Regions from separate parts of the Mus musculus genome. Here region 1 is linked to region 2. Evidence: chromatin loops called from intact Hi-C (ENCODE). Cell type or tissue: heart. All regions are shown on one strand. Links, peaks and the distances in the headings refer to the core of each region. The heading gives the core; the rest is flanking DNA.

Region 1 (2,910 bases), core at 100-2,599, 51 kb before region 2:
TTCCAGAAAGTGAATATCCAAACCTAGTGAATGAAACATGGTTTATACAGATGTGAGAAAGAGCCTCAGAGACGTTCATACAGGGTCAGCCTGACAACGGTCAGCCGCTGGTGGAGGCATGTACTTGGCACTCTGGAACATCTAGAGTGTCAGCAGCTGAGCCAAAGGAGCCAACATGCCCAGTTCGGTGAGGCAGGCCAGATGGATCTTAAAGGGGTTAAATACATCTGCAGTTCCTAGTGCCCAGAAAGCGTTTCCTGAGCCTGAGAGCTGCTGAGTCCTTCCTGCTATGGGAGCCTATTTGAGAACCTCCTCCCAGAGGACTTCAGGGGCCTGAGCTTCTTCCATCACCCCTTCGGAGGCTCTCTGCATGGCGCTCTCTGTGCTAACAGTTCACCAATGTTTTCCTGATTATTCACATATATATATATATATATACTCTCTTTGGTTTATCGTCTGCGTCCTCTCTAAAATGTAGGTTCTGAGAGGGCAGAAACCCGGTGTGCCTTTACCGCAGGTGCAGGATCACATCTGTTCCTGGCATTCATCATTCCCTGCCCACCGGGCCACCTGCGGCGCTGGACTCATGTGCGGTTTGCAAATTGACCTCAAATTATCAGTGGCTGACATCCAAGCTAGGATTCTGGCAAGTGGGCGGTGAAGTCGGATGGGCCTGGACATCTAGCCAGATGCTCCTGCGTTTCGATCGCAAACTACACTGCATCTTCTTTCCTAACCTATGGACGGGAACTGTAACAACAACAACAACAACAACAACAACAACAACAACACCTTTCTCCCTTCCTGCCTCCTCTGTAACCCTATACCAATCTGGACAACTGCTTCTGGGGGCCAGGTCCCCAAAGTCCGAACCAGTTTCTAATATCTTGTGTCTAACCCTTGGCTCACCACATATTTCCCCCTTATTTATTCTCAGCTCTTTTCAGTGTTCAAGTGATTATTGTCCGTTGGACTACTTTAGTCCCCTGGAATCTTCTCCTTAAAACAGCTCCTTTCGCGCGAACCTCAACTTCCTCCTAAGTCATTCACTAAATATTTATTGAAAGCCTAAGGGGCACACACTACTCTAAGGATGCTGGGAGCCGCTGCCCCGCCCAGCCACACCTACCATCACTCTCCACCGCTCCACACGCCCTGAACCCTGGCTGGCGTCACGGAATCCGCCTGCAGCTTCCAAGTCCAACGCCTCACCGCCTTCCCCCGATGACTCCTGATTGGTGGGAGTGGGAGCCACTCTGCTGCCCCCCCTCCACCGCCCTTTTCACGTTATTCCGCCCAGTGGAGAACTCAGGCTCCTCCTCTTAGCTCCCTCCCCTCGCTCCAGCTCTTCAGCTAATTGCCCGGCAGCGCGCGCCCTAAAGTTCTAGGCGAAGTATTGAGAACTGGTCGCGGGGATCGCACACCGGCCAGTAGCAGGGGACCAGGGACCCCGGCACCAGGAGAGCTGGTGCACTGCGCGGGCTCTCGCCCACCATCTGTCTGCGAGCAGCGCTCGGCGCCCCAGTCTCCTGCGGCTGGTGCTGGAACTGCCGTCGGCTGAGACTTGCAGGGACCCGAGAAGCCCGGTTTGCGTCCTTCTCGGTCTGAAGCACGCACTGGGGAATCGAGAAGCGTCCCCAGCAGCGGAACACTTAGGTGAGCAACAGGGCGTCCGCCCGCCTGGGGTTGAGCTGTGGTGGAGGCCCCGAGAAGGCTCGGGGACGCAGCCATTCTCTATGGTTCAGACTGTGTCTGTGGTGGTCCCGGGAAGCCCGGGTCCACGGGGCAGCCCTGAGACTAGGAGGTCGTCTGTCGTGTAAGCGCCAGTTTTCTGGGAGGAAGCACTCTGGTGCTGCTCACCCTGGAGCTGTGCCCCTCGAGTTACAGCCTGGCGGGGATGGACCCGGAGAAGGAGCGGATCTCAGGAGCCTGCGTGCGGGTGCATGAGGATGCCGCGTAGAGGAGCTGTCCCGGCACAGCCTGGCGCTGTGACGGGCTGGAGGCACAGGAAACCTGCTTAATTCTGCCAGGAGGAAGGCTTTACTACACCCTCGAGCTTGGGGCCCTGCGGTGCAGGCACCTCGCTCTTCGGCCTCCCCAGTCAGGTCACACCGCTCCACAGTGTCTGCACTGGGACCGAGAGCACCCTTCCCTTGGGGCTTCAAGCACTCAGCGGGTGATTGGTGCCTCTGGCGTCTCCCGTGGCATTGTCTTGTGTCCTTCAGACACTTCTTAACCAGCCGCGCGCCTCCCAGACTGTTGGAGCTGAGAGGGACATAAAGTTGTCTCTCACCTTGTGTCAGGGAACGGGGCTGGGGCATTGGAGTCCCCTCCGATGTCGCAGTGCCCTAGGAATCTGATTACTTGATGAGATCGTTTGGGTAGTGTATTTTATTTACACTGTAGCTGCAGAAGATGGTTTCAGAGATAGGTAAGCATAGCTCTGACTTTGGGTCATCCACACTCAACACTCTAAGCATCATACAAGGTGAGGACCTCCTTTTGGCCTCCAGAAACCTTCAGACAGATTGCAGTGCATCCAGGCTAAATGTCCATTCTGTCCATCAACTCCACACTGCCCTGTTTGCAGCTCTTCACAGAGCCTAAAGCTGTCTGGAATCATCTGCTTGTTTTTCCATCTGCCAGCCTTCTTCCGCTGCTAGGATGCGAAGTCCTGGGAAAGCAGAGACCAGGTCCTATTTCTCGGTCGGTCCATCCTCAGTGTGGAGAAGGCAGCTCTCCACACTGCAGCCTCACACTACACATTTATGGAATGAGTAAATGTTAACTTCTTCATAATCTGAGACTATTGATTTCATGGCTGGTTTGGATTTTCATCTTTTTCCTTTTTTATCGGAAAAATTAATAAATGGCAGTAACTCCTGCTGATGAGCATGCACTAACCATCAA
Region 2 (2,910 bases), core at 261-2,760:
ACGGAGGCCTTCTGAACAGTTAGCCACCCTTCCCTGGTATTGATCTTCGTGATTTCCAACTTAACTTTGAGACCGCTCTGCCCCACTGAGACTATTGAGCGTTTGCGTCCTCCTCAGGGTTGGGAGCAAAGAGGCATGGGTGTTTTCAGTAAAATGCTGTTTTTCATGAGAGTTGTCTTCTGTCTAGGCCCAGCGGGCGCCTTCTTCTCTAGCAGGTGATGAAGGGCTTTGATTTGGTTGGCAAATACTTCACTTCACTCCTGTTCAATGAAAATTCTGTCTTTAATCCAAGGAATTTGATTGTCATTAGAGCTTATGACTCAGACACACAAAAGGGTTTTAATGAAAAGATGACTGCTTTCCAGACACACAGCAAAGGAGACTTACCCTTGCCGGTAAGGTCAGTGTTAAGCATGCTGTGATTATCTGTGGGATTTTCACAATAAACACCTACTAAGATGATTGATGCAGGTGTCTTTCAGATGAGGTCTGTCCTGCAACGTGAGATTCAACTTTCATATCAAAACAACACTCTGGGATGACTTTTTCTCCCGTTACTTCTGATCCTATGTTTGGTTCCAGCTGAGAAAATTACTTTCTCACAGGTTTCCATTTTAAAACTATCACACATTAGGTCTAACTCTGTGGGTGTGCGTGCGTGCGTGCGTGTGTGCGTGCGTGCGTGTGTGTGTGTGTGTGTGTGTATCCTGCAAAGTTTGTCCCATTCTGTTCTTTTCTTTTTCCAAGCTTTGCCTTCCCCATCTTCTCCATGGACTATTTATAGAAAATAAAGCTGGTGTCATGCCAGCAGTTCCACAGTTTATTGTTATAGGGTTTCTATTTATTCTATGCATAATACCCATGAAGATCTTACATAGCTCTGTGTGTGTGTCTGTGAGAGACAGACAGACAGACAGACAGACAGAGACAGAGATAGAGAGACAGAGAGAGAGACAGAGAGAGAGAGAGAGGTGCGCCATGCATGGAACACACACACACACACACACACACACACACACAGGTCAGAGGACGACTAGTGGGACTCCGAGTTCCTTCTCCTTCCACCACGTGTAGCTTGCATGTCTTCATAGGTACCACCTTCACCTCCTGAACCTTCTCACTGGCCCACGGGGCTTTTGTTGTTGATGTTTGTTGTTGCTGTAGTTTTGTTTTCAGGGTTATGCTCTAAAAAACTTACAGTGTTATGGAGTGACTCGTTTTTCTCTGGAATAGCAGTAGAATGGGAAATTTGGTCAACGTTCCAAGCGGTCACACTGTGGGTGAATCTTCTCTGGGAATTAGACTAACCCATGCCTGCCACTGTCCTTGTTCATGTCTGGGAGTTTTGTCCTTTTCGCTTCCTCCTAATTATTCATACACAAAGGAAAATGTTATACACATACAATTATAGCGCAAACGTGGGACCTACTCAGAGTCCAGTGGAGGGAGAAACATTCTTAGGTAGGTGCATGTAGTTGCTTTTGACACTCAAGGGTCTGTTGTTTTTGTCACCAAGATGGTGTTAATGAATTATGAAGCTGAAATGTTTGTTTGACCTTGTCTTTTTGGTGGTCCTCATGGTCTATAACTGGATGTCCCTTCCTGTCCTTGAATTTCCGTTTTAACTTTATGCCATGAGCCTCCCTCTCGCCTGGGCTGCCCTGTGCAGGCATCTGTTGGCTCGGCCTGTTGTCACTCTGTGAGTCATTGCTGGCCTTATTAAACTATTTTGGGCAGCGGCTTGTCCATTCTCCTCCTGTGAACCGTGAAGCCTAGAATTGCTTCGGCAGCATCCTTCGGTCACGTGTGGAATTTGAATGTGAAGGGAAGGCAGCTGACTGGTTACAGCCCGGCATCTCACCTCACCACAGTAGGTCTGTCTGCAGGGGCCACTTTGAGTTTGAAATGTTTCTTTTGTTTTAAAAAGGAATGTCAGAAATGCCATTCTTGTCAAGGCGCGTCTCAAATGCCTGACTCCATCAGCTTGTCAGGTTGGGTTGTTACAACAAAATACCAAAAACTGCGTAGATTAAAAAGAACAGAAGTGTATTTCTCATTGTTCCAAAGACTAGAGAGCCCAAGATTGAAGTGACAGCCAGCATGGCCTCTCCTGAGAGTGTCTTTCTTGATTCCTGGGTCATACCTTTTGGGATTGTCTTTGCCGGGTGGAGCAGGTAGCACTTTGGGGCCCACTTTTTTCAAGCAGGAGGTTATTGATCTCATCCGTAAGAGCTTTGCCTTCCTAACCTAACTGATCCCTTACCCAGCTCCCACTGCCATCAGATTGGTGATGAGATTTTACTTTATGAAAACTAGGGGAGCTAGGCATTGAGACCTCAGCACCCCCTTTCTCCTTGCATTTTTTCTTCACATATTCATGCTCCTCTCATGTGTTGGTGATTGCTCACTCAAGTGTGCAAGCCTATCTCAGGTCCACGGTCCACAGTGTGGCCTTGCCAGGAAAGATAGTGTAGGATTTAGTGATGAGAAGGTGGCCTGCCTTCAGGTCCCATCATGGAGGCAATGATGAAGTCTCATTAAGCTCAGAGACTGGATGTGGGAAGGTGTGCCCAGTCTCACAGTTGCATTCCGGCCTGCGAGAAGACACGCCGGAGCTGGTTGATGATATCCACCGACCACGGCGTAGACCTAGACTGCTGGCGTTGTCCAGAGGCATTAGAGTTCATCATCTCTGAGTAGGGATCCGTCACTGAGACCGACATGCTTGCCTAATGGCACATCACTGTATGTGGAGGGAAGAGGACCAGACCTACCTAGGCTTTCTAATTGCCAGAGTTATTAAACCTTGTAGCCTGCACGTGCTCCTGGCTCAGACTCACAGTTGAGTTATAGGCTCATTTCTTTTTTGAACTAATGTTTTATTATGTAGGCCAAGCTGGCCTTTGCAAT

Evidence for each region. Peaks named below come from ENCODE experiments on the same cell type or tissue, not always from the same donor. Only the 100,000 strongest peaks of a DNase experiment are listed, where the experiment ranks them.
Region 1: a loop joins it to region 2, with 2.1 times the contacts of the local background. A loop is called at or near these places in 9 of 42 quality-filtered maps.

The regions. Positions count from the first base shown.
Region 1 is chr6:50,454,571-50,457,480 of GRCm38, reverse strand. Osbpl3 (oxysterol binding protein-like 3) reads left to right here and starts at 1,127. Exons shown (of 24, transcript NM_001347213.1): 1 at 1,127-1,656. In heart, for the core only: a CTCF peak has its summit at 1,521; DNase peaks (open chromatin) are centred at 1,210 and 2,020; H3K4me3 peaks cover 1,965 bases; H3K27ac peaks cover 1,700 bases.
Region 2 is chr6:50,403,757-50,406,666 of GRCm38, reverse strand. The region is part of intron 2 of Osbpl3 (oxysterol binding protein-like 3); the gene reads left to right. Among named protein-coding and RNA genes, the nearest start is that of Gm52900, 24 kb to the right of the region's middle. In heart, for the core only: no CTCF peak of the experiment used is centred there; a DNase peak (open chromatin) is centred at 1,706; H3K27ac peaks cover 957 bases.